Regions from separate parts of the Homo sapiens genome. Here all the other regions are linked to region 3. A link is a contact called in ENCODE Hi-C or POLR2A ChIA-PET data. All regions are on one chromosome and are shown on one strand. The core of a region is the stretch at or near the end of the contact, and the rest is flanking DNA. Distances in the headings are between cores, read along the strand shown.

Region 1 (4,561 bases), core at 1,110-3,609, 66 kb before region 3:
AAAGACAAGAGAAGCAGAGGCAGCATAGATTTTGTTGTTCAGATGAGCAGTATGTGTATGCAAGACATGCTAGTAGGACTGTTATACAGGTAGTTGGAAACTGGGTCTAGAGTTCATTGCAAAGCTCCGAGCTAGAGATATAAATTTGGAAGTCATCAGAGAATAGCGAGCAGTGAAAACTCCGGGATTGATTCCAAAAAGAGGAGTTGAACAAGCTTTCTTCTTGGTCTGTTGCATTACTTTCCCTGCTATTCACTCTTCTGAAATGAAGTGCAATCCATGTCACATGGTCTCCAAAAATAATGTCTTCAAGCCGTCCTAGAGCTATTCACCTTTCACATTTTTATTCCACAAAATGCAGCCATGGTTAAGTCACCTCATTGTCTCATGTAGAAGAAGCATCCTTTGGCATTGAATTCATCAACAAAAAAACTGCTCCTTGGATTTTTGGGACTGTTTTCTTGACAGAAACCAGCCTCTTACCATAAACAATTTATGCCTCAACTTTGTTCAGCCTCAAAATGTTGGAGGACTAAACTGACCATTTTTTACAATGCATACTCATTTTCAGGAAGTAGCTGCATACAAATTTACCAAGAAACCCATAATTTTATGACAAATCAGTGTTTCAAAGGCCCTTCCACCTTTTACATTTTTTCTTCCTCTCAAGTCTTAGCAGGCAGATTCTTCTCTACAAATAAGGCTAAGCCCTTTATCGTGTCCCAGGTCCATAATGAATTGCATGACTCTTCTAGAATAAGAAATTTTGATCACAGAATATGTCTCTAAAGGGCTAAGGATGATCTTAAGGGTTTATGAAGCAGATATCTACCAGGAGAGAGAGAATATTTTTTTCCACCAGAATCCTAGTTTGGGCTGGGTAGGAGGAGGCCCCAGGCCAGTTATTTGAAGCAAATGAATGACCAAACATTGTCATTTTGGGCAATAGTTCACCATTTGCTTTGGATGAATGTAAAGAATTATGGGCAGGGCCATTATTAGACAGCCATAATATCTCATCATTCTCAAGCTTAATGTTGGACAAAAAAGAAGTTGCAGACTAAGGATGCCTTTGAGTTGACTGATGGATATAATTAACCAGAATGGCTTGGTAGTTTCCTCATTGCTCCATATACCATGTCTTCTTAACAATAGGAGCCAGTTATAACAAATCATCAATGAAAGAGCACAGAATTGAAATTTAGAAACATTAGGTTCACATCCCAGCTTCAATCTTGAGCAAATTAATTAAACTTTTAGGGGCTTATTATCCCTATTTGTAAAACATTGAAAATAGTACCACTTTACAGGGTTTTGTTTAAGCATCAGTGGGATAATATATGTGAAAACCTTTATCATAGCACCAAGTAAATAAAGACTTGCCCCCAAACATCAGTACTGGATCAGAAAAACAGCTTGGGCTCCAAATAAGATCATGGTCTGCTTATGCCAGATGTTGAGTCTTTGTTCTAATGATATAGTAGAATGAGTCTTAGCTCTAATGAAAGAGTCTTTGCTCTGTTGAACTTAGAGATCCTGAGTCATATTAGTTGGAGACCAGACCTGACCCATCTTTATATTAACCATCAGCAAATGCATTCTTATTTGAGTGACTAGAAAATTTAGGACTTTTAAGAAGTCGTTGCTTTTCTGTTTGTGATTTTTTTTTAGGTGCTCAACAAGAGAACCTACCTTTACCTCAATGTAAAAAAGCCATAAAAATCTGACAACACAACTGCTTAAATTAAAAAAATATATATATGCAGAACTTCAGACAGAAAAGGTAGAGTATCCCTCAGATTTAGTAAAGTTTTGGGTAGGGAACTAGCTGATTTTAAGACACTAGACTAGAGCTGCCTTGATATTATAACATAGTATGCATGACTAATATCTGGCATAGTTTTCAAACATAAATCTATTCCCCATAAACTTTGACTATGTGTGGCTCCCTCTCCAGTGTAAAATTTTGTCTGAGGAAAATTCCAAAGAGTTTCACTGAATACAAAAAACTGAAGAGAGCAAACTTAACAAATAAGACATTTTGGAAAAGGTCAAAGGATATTTAAGAGAGCTTGCCAAGATAAACAGCATAGGTTCAAAGAAAAAAAAAACTTATAATAAATTAATATTTTAGAATCCAATATATGTCACTCTCCTTGTATATTAGAATGAAATAGACATCCATTTAACAAGTACTCACCAAGGAGAAATTGATTTTGGGGGCCCACTGGACATTCACACCACAGTTTGCTACTGATACAATGAAAGGTTAATGTACCCAGTCACACAGAGCCAGTGAAGGAGGCTTGAGGTTGCACCTCATTCATGACCAAATCATCTTCAGGCAACCAAGAGACTTCCTGGAAACTTCTGTGAGAAGCTGTGGACTTTGCCATCCTGGGCCATTTATCCAGGCATGATGTTTAATTAGTGCACACAAAGTCGACGTGAAGGCTTGGCAACTCATCCTCTCACCCCTGTTGGGTTCATTGCCTCATTAGAAAAGCCCTGGATGACTAACCAGCCAGACAAAACTAACAAGCACATTTTCCACTGTCCACAGTAGCAGTAGCTAACATTTTTATAAAGATATAAGGTTTACAAAGTGATTTTATGTATGCAATACTCTCTGTTGCAGAGTAGCAGACAAAGCACCAGACCTTGGATTTCAAAGACCCGAGTCTATATCTCAATCGTCTCAATCCTGCCATTATGTGACGCTGGAAAGAGTGCTAATGCTGCCTGCCTCACAGGGAGTTGTTGGGATTATCTGAGATAGTACATGTAAACATAACTACCCCTTTGCAGGTGCTCAGTGATGATTGTCGTGACCCAATCTACTGCCTTCCCACTTCTCCAACCATTTAATTTGAAGAGTGAAATTGCCTAAATTGTCTGCTCTACATCTGAAGATATGGTGGCCCCAGAGTGACCCCCTATGTAGATCAGATGGTCAATGACAATAGAGGTTAACTGAGAAGATCATAATAGGAGATTCAGACAGGAAAGCTGGAATAGAAGACAACGTCAGCTAGGTTGACCCATCTTCAGATAAAATCTTATTGCCAATCCAGACTTCCTAGAAATTATTTTCTAGCTAAGCATGATTCTTGTTAGTTGCTGAGCTAATGTGATTATGCTGTATCCATGTGACCAAAGGAAACACTTTGAATAAAACACAGAAGAATGTTAACATTTAACTCTACAATAGAGGTCTTGTCTCTTGCCTCTTTTTCTTCTCCCATGTTTTGTTTCAAAACTCCAGGACTGAGTCCTCAGCTCCCTCAAGAGAAGGGGGCTGGGGCTCACACAGCAACTGTATTTGAAGGAAAGCAGTGATTACCTCTCCTATCTTTCACAGTCAAATAAATATTTACTAAGTAAGGACACATAGCATACATTAAAATTAATGCTTCGCACAGCTTTGGAAATGTCTGTCATATCTGTCAATGTTTCAATAGCTCCACGACTGTGAATGGCTCTGCTGTCTCTCAGTGAGAGCTGCCATTTTCCTGATGGTGCTCTGCAGGAGGCTGGGCCTGATTACACACTCGGAGCCTGAGGACGGGCAGCTAAGCGGACGAAAGCTCAAGGGAGAGAGGGAGAGCTTATAAAGTTATTGTTCAGTGAGGTCTGCGGCTGCTCTACAATATTTTTGGAGAGCAATTTAATGGTGATTTCAAATAAAGAGAGGAAGCTACACCTAATAGGCACATCCGTGTTTATAGACTATTAACAAAGAAAAACTGGAGAAAACTGACAATCATCTTTACTTGGTTAAATAGCCTATGCAGAGTTATGTCTTCTCTGTGTCAAGTTGTCACCAGCCCAAGGGTTTCAGAAAGGACAGTTTACACTTAAAAGATATTGATGTGTGTGTTTCCCCAAGTGTCATTCACCCAATGCCTGTGCATCATGGAGATATTTGAACTTGGATAATTTTCTTTTAGTGTTCTTCGCTCCTCTAGGAACAATGTCAACTCCTGACACTAATCTGGCTACTGAAATGATGGCTTCCAGTTTCATTAATGATATATTTATGATCCTTTTAAAATGCCAGTGATCTACTCTTTTTGGAAAATATACACAGCCATTAAGAAAGCCATATTTTTCAGCTGTTGCTCCTTCCATTGGCACCTCAGTTTCACTGCAGCTACAGTCACCAGAGGATGGAAAGAAATTTGCGGGCTATTTTGGGACAGTGAGAGAAACAGATCTGGAGAGATACAGAAATAGAGAAAGCAAGAGGTGAAATGAGAAATAGCAAACAGAGAGGTATGTGTTACACAGTTGACTACATTTTCCCAAGTATTCAGAAATAAATTAGTGACATTCCTGAATGTGCCGGAATGTCTTGCTTCATTCCAGCTGTGTTTTTTCTGTGACTCATATGTTAGGGTCCCATCTCATCAACTCTGGCATATGAGTGTTCTGATTTAACATCGGTGCTGGCTTCCTGGGTTTTTTTGTTTTTTGTTTTTTTTGTTTTGTTTTGTTTTAGAAAGACGCAATTATTTTTGTTAAGAAGAAAGCCAGTCTTTCCTGTCAATATTTTTATCAA
Region 2 (4,534 bases), core at 309-2,808, 110 kb before region 3:
GAGCCTGCAGGAGTAAATGCAACATCCTTCATAGCAATAGACTCAAAAGATATATCAAATGCAGATGACTGTGATACTACAAAAGATGTTTGAATATCCTGCGGTTTTCATGTATATGGGTATAAACTTTCTCTTTTTAATGCCCTTTCAGTCATGGAAAGAACCAAGGCCCTGCTGGTCATCCCAAAGGCCTTTGATTTAAGAGAAAAGAGTTCAATTCCAGGTTCTTATGAGCTGTGAGATTTTAAGCTGGTTCATTCCTCTCTTGTTGCTCAAAAAAAAAAAGTTTTTTTTAAACAGGAATTATATATGGGCAGTATCTTCCTGTCATACTTGTTGTACCTACATATGCAGAGTAAATGTGACTATCCCTGGTGATAATAACTGTCAATATTTTTCTTTTTACATTTTTCTATTAATGCATTGCAATTGTGATTGTTCATATTATTATAGATATTTATTAATATAGCTATTCATATGCTCATGTCCAGTGTAGTTCAACTCCAACTCTACCAAAATCTTGCCATGTGACCAAGGGTTAGTGACTTCACCATTTTGGGTCTCTTTTTTTAATAACATTGAGGGGCTTGATCCAGATGATCTCCAGTGTCCATGTTTCTCTCATCTTGCCTTTCCATTTTTCAGGGTTTCTCAACTTCAACACTACTGACATGATCTGATTCAGATAATTCTGTTTTGTGCTGAAGGGAATGGGGTGGGGTGTGGCTGTCCTGAGCACTGCAGGAGTTTTAGCTGCATCCCTGGTCTCTACTACCCACAGGCGTCCGGCCCAAGTTGTGACAACTGAAAATACCTTCAGACATCACCAAATGTTCCCAGAGGGTCAAAATCATCCCCGGTTAATAATCTGCCATATGCTTAAGGGTGTCAGGCTTTGAGCGTTAAAGATTTGATTTAGAAGGGCTTTAATATATCTTCCAATCACAGAATTCCAAATGACCATGATGCCGTGACTGATTTGAACTTACACTCATGCACATGATACGTATTTGGGAGAAGCCCTTGTCATCTCCAGTGTCTCTTCCACCTCTTGATTTCCACAGGGATAGTCATCTACATCTTTGCTAGAGGTGACAGCTGAAATATCCAAACCATGGGCTTGGGGTCCATCTGACCTAGTCACCAGTCAGGTGCCTCTGGGGAAATTCTTTAGTTTTTCTAATCTTTTTTTCACTTGTGAAATCTGGATGACACCTCAGAGCCACTCGAGGATGACAAAATGTGACAAGCACAAGTGTACCTAGTACCAAGGATGAGGACGAATCCATTTGAGGGAAGCTGTTGCTTTCATTGTTTCCTATTGAATATGATTACCACTCCATTATTTCCCAGCCATAGCCTCGGGGTTTGGACCAAGTTTTCTTTTGACTTAGGTGTTTCCAGTCAGAGTCAAAGAGAAACTCCTAAGGAATGGAGAGGACAAATGGTCCCGTTAGCAGTCAGAGGAATGCTGTGGACTAAGAGAGTGACTTTGGTTCCAGCTGAAATGTCAGCAGAGCGCTGGGAGAAAAGAATCTGTTTAGCAGGTGTGTTTGGAATCTGGCAGAGAGAGCTGGGTCAGGTCCAGGACCACTGAGCTGTTCTGAATGCCTTCTATGTTGACTCTCTGGGACTGAGACTCAGGAGTTAAAGGAGAGAACGTCTAAGGTAAACACACAACAGCCAGACAGTGGCTAGAATTTTTCCTCAGGCTTTCTGTGTCTCTTGCAGAACACCAAGAGGCCGGCAACATGAGTGTGGCCTGAGTCTGACGCCTTCGCCCACCCTCTTCCAGATCACCTGATCCGAAAGAAGTTACGAAAATAGCTCAGAATCTGGGCCTGCCTGGAAGAGACATAAAGATTCATTTACATGGGAAGGTGACTGCTCTGAATATCCACAGACGACGAATCTATGCTAATGGTTCAGTCTCCCACAAATCTGGGATTTATATAACTGGTTCCTACCCTTGTTCCTTGCCAGCAGAAATGCTTGAATTATCTTAATTCCAGAATGTAAATTATTCCAATTCTGAGGCCATCATTTTAAAGCTGTCAAAGTCAATATTTTTAACAGCCTAGAAAAAAATTACAACTGGAAAATGTCTAAACAAGTTGTGCTTGAGGTCTTGAGACAACTTCTGGCAAATATCTGTGCTGAGGTGGATAAATACCCTCCACTAATTTCACAATGAAGGAAGAACATAAATTTCTCTCAACACCAATTCGTGTGCCAGAGTAAATATGTTCGTCCACGGGCATTGACCACTTTTAATCTGTTACCTTCCATTTATGGACTAACCATTTGTCTTTATTTATTAATTTTCTTTTTTTTGAGACAAAGTCTTGCTCTATCACCCAGGCTGAAGTGTAGTGGCGAGATCTCGGCTCACTACAACCTCCACCTCCCAAGTTCAAGCAATTCTCCTGCCTTACCCTCCCAAGTAGCTGAGATTACAGGCACCTGCCACGATGCCCAGCTACTTTTTGTATTTTTAGTAGAGATGGGGTTTCACGATGTTGGACAGGCTGGTCTCGAACTCCTAGCCTCAAGTGATCTGCCCTCCTCGGCCTCCCAAGGTCCTGGGATTACAGGCATGAGCCACCATGCCCAGCCCCATTTATCTTTTAATGTGAAGATTTTTAAAATATATTAATTCTTAAAATAATAATATTCAATACTTGGTCATGAAAAAATAGGAAAAAATCCTTCCCTCGCCTCCATTCTTTCTAAATTTTCATTTCATTTCTATTTTAATCCACTTCATCCATTATTCTCTGAGTGTTACTGTGTGCTGGACACAGATCTATGGATGCTGAGATCTGTAAGAACTTCCTCAAGGTGAGAGAGGAGGCTTTCAAAGGAACTACATCACACTTGATCAGGAAGGAAATGGCAGCTCCTTTTTTAATGTACATATCAGTTTCCATGCAGGTGAATCATCCTCTACCTTATTAACTCTTTCATACAGAAACCTGGGATTGAAGGAAATGAGAATGGAAGGAAAAGACTATACAAAGAAGAATCACATTTATGGTTTGCCTTTGGGGTAGAAGCCATTCTTTTGCACCTGGGGAACTGGCCAGGCTGTAAGAATATGGTGCCAACCAAGTGGCACCTCTGCCCACCATTGCTCTAGATGCCAGGCTAAATGGTCCTTGTGAAATACGGCTGGAAAAATCTCTGTTATGGGCCCATCTCCTATTCAGAGGCTGGAAAACACCCCATTCCTGTAGCTCTGAAGCAGGATTAATTGATTGGTCTCATATGAACCTAAAAGCTGTTAAGAGCAAGGAGGATGAAAAGCAATTCAAATTGCTTTATTACCATTTTCTAGTAAAGTACCAGTTTAGTTCTCAGCCCTACTGTGAAGCAGCGGGTTTCCAGATATTGACTGTGCTGGCATGTGCTCCTAGAAGAGAGGAAACGCCTGGGTCTGAAAAGCAGAAACATCTGCTCAGATCTCTGGCAGGCCTGTTGCTGGAGCTGCTGGGGGTGGTGGTGGTGGGGGGGTGGTGGGTTCCCTCCAGGTGGTGTCACTGCAAGCAGGAGACAGAGGAAGCACTCCCAATGGGGGAGTTCTTGTCTGTGGGTAGAGACTCCTCCTTTTCCTTTTTTTTAAAGACATCATTCACTTAATGTGGGGGAAAAAGATTATAAATAGTTTTATAAGGCAATCTATATACTTTCTGATAGAGGGCAGCAAGGCGACTATAGTAGCTACAATGATGATGATAATAATAATAGCCATCACATACTGCTTGTATATGCCAGGCACAGGGCACTTTACATATCTTAACTCATTTAATTCCAAACAACACTACAAGGTAGGTACCACTATCATCTCCCTTTTATAGATGAGAAAACTGAGGCACAGGAGGGAAATAACTTGCTCAAGTTCACCAGCTAGTAAGTGTAAGAGTCAAGCTTTAAGCCCAACTAGTCTAGCTGTAGGGTTCCTAGCTATAGTAATAATCACTGCTGTGTGCTAGGTATCAGATCTAGCATATACCACACACATTACTTTCTTTGATCTTTACAGAAATACTATCAGTCAGATATTACCATTCCCAATTTTCAAATGGGCACACTCCAGTTTAGAGTTGTGAAATAATTTTTTCAAGATCATGAGGATAAGAAATGTCAGAGGCTGGATTAACCCCAGATCAAGCTGTTTTTCCAATGCCTGATACCTCTCCATGACCTGAAAGTTTAGAGTTGAGCTACACTTTCTCTATGGGAATCTAGCCCAGAATGCCAATAACAAATCAATCAGTAATAATATTATTAATAATAGTTGCCATTTATTGAGCACCTGCAATTCAATAAGGCCTGTCTTAGACATAAATGTCATCATCACAAATCCCTGCAAGTCAGGTTGTTATTGTCCTCATAAATCAAAGATGAAAACATGAAAATCCAGTGCATTTCTACACACTAACAATGAACAATGTGAAAAGGAAATTTAAAAAATTCCGTTTACAATAGAATCAAAAAGGATAAAATATTTGGGAATACACTGACACCAGAAGTG
Region 3 (4,463 bases), core at 1,353-3,852:
TCGATGAAGATTTTATCGCAGCCTCCAAAACCCAGCAGTAATAGGAGCTTTCAACCTGAAATACGATTGTTATTTTCCCGGTGCAGAGCTTGACAGAAAAAGTCAGCTTTTTATTAAAGACAAAGAGGTAAATTATCAGCCGGGACAGTGGAGGGACGGCGGAGACCTGGCGCGCTTCCTCCGGTTGCCACGAGGAATTTATGGGGTGGCGGCGGCCAGCGCTCAGACACCCCCCGGGTCCCGGTGGGGAGGAGCTCGGGGCAGGAGGACTTCCCTAGGTCCCTCCGGGCACTCGGAAGGGGGAGTCCTCCCAAAGCCGCACAAAGCCGGGATCATTTCAATCCGGAACAGCCTCAGCGTCCTCCTCCTCTCTCCTTTCTTCTTTCTCTTCTCGGTGACTCCCGTTCCCCTTTCGCCTCTGTCCTTTCTGCGCCTTGTTCTCGTCTCCTTACTTCTCTTCCCTCTCCTCGCCTTTCCTCTCCCTCCCCCTCCTTTCTTCTCCACCGCACGCGTAGAGTGTCATTTATTTATTTATTTATCACCCCCGCCATCAACACCCTTTTAGGGATCCCGAGCTTTTCAATGTGAGTGGGAGGAGAAAAGGGCAGGAAGTGTTGACTGGAAGTGGGTGAAATCGTGCCTCGGGGTGAGAGATTCTGCTCAGGAATATAGGGTCGGGAAAATCTTGGAAAATGAGGATTTAGATCTGTTTATGAAGCCCCGCTATCGGATGGGAACCAACTCCGCGCGCGTCTCCTCCTCTTCCTTTATTGTATGGATTTATAGGTATATATCTTCTCGGACTGTTGCTTGGGGGGAGGGAGGAGAAAGGGCGAGTATTTAAAGAGGACAGACTTGCCCAGGATCCTTAACACCGCGCCTTCACCGGATGCGCGCTCCTCAATGCAAAGGAATCCAGCAACATCCCCAATTCAGACGCGGACAAAAGAAACTTTAATTAAGGTCTCTTTCTGCCCCGCGCGCTGCGCGTTTCTCTCTCCTGAGGCTGTTGATGTCCAACTCCAAGATCCAAGAAATAGAAATGGTACAATCAGCCCATGCCCTTGAACTTCAATTGCTCCTGACTTGCTGCATTGATTTTTTTGATACTGTAGAACCCCCATCCCCAACCCCCACCGCTCCCAGTCCAATTAAAACCGTAGGAGACTTTCGACCTGGTGGTGGAGGGGGGGAACCACTCCTTTGCAAAAGAGATAGTTCAGAATGATACGGGAGAGATTACACTAAATAAAAATTCAAGGTGTGAAAGCTTCATCTTGGCTCGCGTGTCTTCAACACCATGACACCTTATCATTAAGAGCGCTGATTGTTACTTTCCGAGCCTTTAGATGATCAGCCAGAAAGTGCAAACAACGCGGGGCTGGAGGGTGTAAAGTTATTTAAGCAGGCGTTCTTTTTTTCTTTTGGTGCGCAGTCAAAACATTTCACAAGTTAGGAAAAGAAAGTGGTGGTTCCGAAGCTCGGAATGATGGGCTCTTTTCCTCCTCCACCCCCCCACCTTCCATATCAGGAAAGAAATAAAACGCACAATGAGCCTTTATTTCAGGAGAGAAGACTTCAAAATACGTGCCAGTAATGGACAATTTGAGCTTTTCACTGGAAATACTCACACCGCAAGCTGGAAAGGGATTAAAAAGCCCCACGTGGTTGATCTGGGTTTATACTTGCAACCTCCAGTTCCCCACGTATGTTCTTTGCAAAGGTTGGCCTCTAGATGGATGCAAGTAAGGGACCCTCTGGGGCTCGGGCTCGGCGCCTCGGGCAGGGCTGACGTTGGGAGCGCTATGAGCTGCCGGGCAGGGTCCTCACCGGGGGCTTCCTCTGCGGGCCAGGGCTGCCGGGCGCCACCGGGACGCGAGCGCGCACGCCTCGGCCCGGCGGCCGCGCTCCTCGCACCGCCTTCTCCGCAGGTCTTTATTCATCATCTCATCTCCCTCTTCCCCTTCTCCTTCTCCTTTGCCTCCTTCTCCTTTGCCTCCTTCTCCTCCTCTTCCTCCCCCTCCTCCACCACCACCTCCTCCTCCTCTGCCGCCGCCACCTCCTCCTCTTGCATCTCACTGGCCTGGCTCTGAGTGACAAAGACAATGTCCCAGCCTTAACTTTGCAACCACCTTGCCTCCTTCTGGGGTTCAGCAGGGGGGAGGGGGAACAGCAGCAGCAGCCTCAGCATCTCCTCCAGCTTCTCCTTCTGCTCTTCTCGAGCTCTTGGATAATTCTTCCTCTTTTTTCCCCTAGCCTTTTTCCTCATTTCTTTCTTTCTTTCTTTTTTTCCTTCCTCTCTGCTGCACGTTGTTGTTGTTATTAGAAAGGCTTCGCGCACCCCCTGGTGCTCCGGCGTTTTGTGTGGCAGGAGAAGATTGTCTTCCTTCTCTCTTTCTGTCTTGCTTTCTCTCTCCCCCTGGTTGCTCATTATTCAGAGAGAGACACAGAGGGAGGGAGAGAGAGAGAGCGCGCGAGGGAGAGGGAGGAGAGGAGAGAGAAGAGGAGAGAGAGGGGAGAGAGAGAGTGAGAGGGAGAGGGAGGGAGGGAGAGAGAGAGAGAGGGAGAGAGACGGATATCTCAGGTCATCTGCAGCTGCAGCGAGTCTGAGGAGCCGAGGAAGGCAGGGAAGATGGCGATCCTCCATTGCTGAGACCCGGCAGAAGCACATGAGACTCCCAAACAACTTCCACAACAATAACCCGAGCAGGAAGAGGAGAAAGAGAAAGAGGATAAGGAGGCGGTGGGGCTGGAGAACCCGAAGCACCTCCCGGCGCCGGGACGCTTCTTCTGTAAGTTACTGCAATTAACAACCACCTCGGGGTGGTCCGAGTGCTCCGGGGAAGAGAGCGCGGGGTGGTGGAGGCACAAACGCGCTCATTCATTCGGCCAAGGAGGGTTGGAGGAGCGGGGAGGAGAGGAAGTCCCCTGCATGGACTGGCTGTTGGAAGAGGAGAAGAAGCGAGAGAGAAGAGGAGGAGGGGGAGGAGGGAGAGCAGGAGGGGGAGGAGGAAGAGGAGGAGGAGAAGCGAGGGAGGAAGAGGAGGAGGAGGAAGAGGAGGAGAAGGTGGTAGTGGTGGCAGTGGAGGTGGCTGTGCTTTTCCTGCTGGCTGCTGCTCCTGCTGGGGGGAGTGAGCGCGGTGGCTTAATTAATTTCGTGTAGTTCTATGAAGAGAAGAGAAAATGAAAGATGAGTGAGAAGAGAGCTGGAGGCTTAGGACGGATGCTCCGAGTGTGGGGACAGGAGTAGGGACAGAGGGGGGCGGAGGGCGGGAGGCCGGAGACCTGAGCCGAGAGCCAGAGGGAGCGAGCGAGGGTCAGAGGAGGGAGAGCTCCGTGCGAGCGGCCCCGACCTGAGCGGGTTGACCTCTTTCTTTCTCTGTCCCTCTCCTTCCTTTCCCCCTTCTGTCTGCCTGTCCCCCGCCCGATGGCAAAGCCGTGCGGATTGGCAGCCCCCCTCTTCCTCAGGTATTTGGCTCTCTCTCTCTCTCTCTCTCTCTCTCTCTCTCTCTCTCTCTCTCTCTCTCTCTCTCTCTCTCTCTCTCTCCCTCTCCCCGAAGTTGGGATGCGGGGTCGGGATGTGTCGGGGGGTGGCTGCTGCAGCTGCTGGTGCCGGTGCTGCTGGTGAACAGAGAGGCGAGGAGCGGGGGGCACCGGCCGGGTGGGGGGCGCAGGTTCAGGAGCGGCTGAGGAGCTGTCTCCAGGCTGGAGGTTCAGAAGCGTCTGGTGGAGGAGGACAACGGTTTCTGGAGAGGAGAAGCCATTACACACGCTTGGCTCTCCTCTGAGGAAGGGAGAAAGGAAGGCAGGGGCCTGGGGGGGCGTCTCACTCCTGGTGCAGTTCCCAGGGGTCTGCCCTCCTTCCAGGCACGAGGGGAAGCCGCAGCCGCCCCCCATTGGAGCAGCCCCTCTTTCCCTTTCTTTATCTCCCTGTCCTCCATTTGCAAGCTGTCTGCTTTGGTTCCAGTCCAGACTCCAAAACACAAAGCTCCTTCTCACGTTCATTCTCCAGGCTGTTCACCATTCCTGAAGGAACCCTCGTTTTCTTTTCATTGTGGCTTCTAACCTACAGAGAGGGAGGGAGGGAGGCTGCCTGGAGTTCCTTTTATATTCCTCCCCAACCAAGAAAAAAAAAAGTTTCATTTTTAAGCACGCGTCTGGGATGGGGAAAGACCAACCAGTTGGGGCTTTCTCCCAGGGCTCCCGGGGGCTGTGTCTGAGTGTCTGTGTTGGCTGTTTGGTTTGCTTTGGTTTTGTTTCTGGAGGTTGCTTGCAGGTTTTTGGAGGAAGTGACTAGTTTGGTTAAGAGCTGGGAACTGAGTCAGGTAAGCCGTGTCATGTTGTAACTCCACCAGAAAATGGAGGAGAGCGGGTTTCCAGGAGACAAAGCTGAGATGAGAAGTGTTTATAAAATTATGGATGTCTCCATTTTGAAGCTCTGTTGGTGATGGCTGGAGGAGGAG

Evidence for each region. A loop is a pair of places that touch in the nucleus more often than their neighbours do. ChIA-PET counts read pairs that join two places held with the same protein, here RNA polymerase II (POLR2A). Pooled maps may share reads with other maps.
Region 1: a loop to region 3 is called in a map of endothelial cell of umbilical vein, with 7 times the contacts of the local background. The contact joins the enhancer-like site here to the promoter of ZNF462 in region 3. A Hi-C loop is called at or near these places in 7 of 168 maps with a recorded cell type or tissue (Caco-2, MCF 10A, PC-9 and 4 more) and 4 of 50 pooled maps. POLR2A ChIA-PET finds 5 or more read pairs at or near these places in 6 of 52 experiments (A549, Caco-2, HEK293 and 3 more).
Region 2: a map of psoas muscle shows a loop between it and region 3 (4-fold over the local background). The contact joins the enhancer-like site here to the promoter of ZNF462 in region 3. A Hi-C loop is called at or near these places in 3 of 168 maps with a recorded cell type or tissue (GM12878, gastrocnemius medialis and psoas muscle), 6 of 37 single-sample maps with no recorded cell type and 7 of 50 pooled maps. POLR2A ChIA-PET finds 5 or more read pairs at or near these places in 1 of 52 experiments (HEK293T).

The regions. Positions count from the first base shown.
Region 1 is chr9:106,795,037-106,799,597 of GRCh38, forward strand. No RefSeq gene overlaps it. Among named protein-coding and RNA genes, the nearest start is that of ZNF462, 66 kb to the right of the region's middle. Within about 2 kb of position 2,360, at least 2 of the 41 ENCODE cell types and tissues checked have a DNase peak (open chromatin) inside an H3K27ac peak, as active enhancers do.
Region 2 is chr9:106,754,278-106,758,811 of GRCh38, forward strand. No RefSeq gene overlaps it. Among named protein-coding and RNA genes, the nearest start is that of ZNF462, 110 kb to the right of the region's middle. Within about 2 kb of position 1,559, at least 6 of the 41 ENCODE cell types and tissues checked have a DNase peak (open chromatin) inside an H3K27ac peak, as active enhancers do; they include gastrocnemius medialis and psoas muscle, where a contact is called at or near this core.
Region 3 is chr9:106,860,564-106,865,026 of GRCh38, forward strand. It overlaps ZNF462 (zinc finger protein 462), which reads left to right and starts at 2,603. Exons shown (of 13, transcript NM_021224.6): 1 at 2,603-2,792.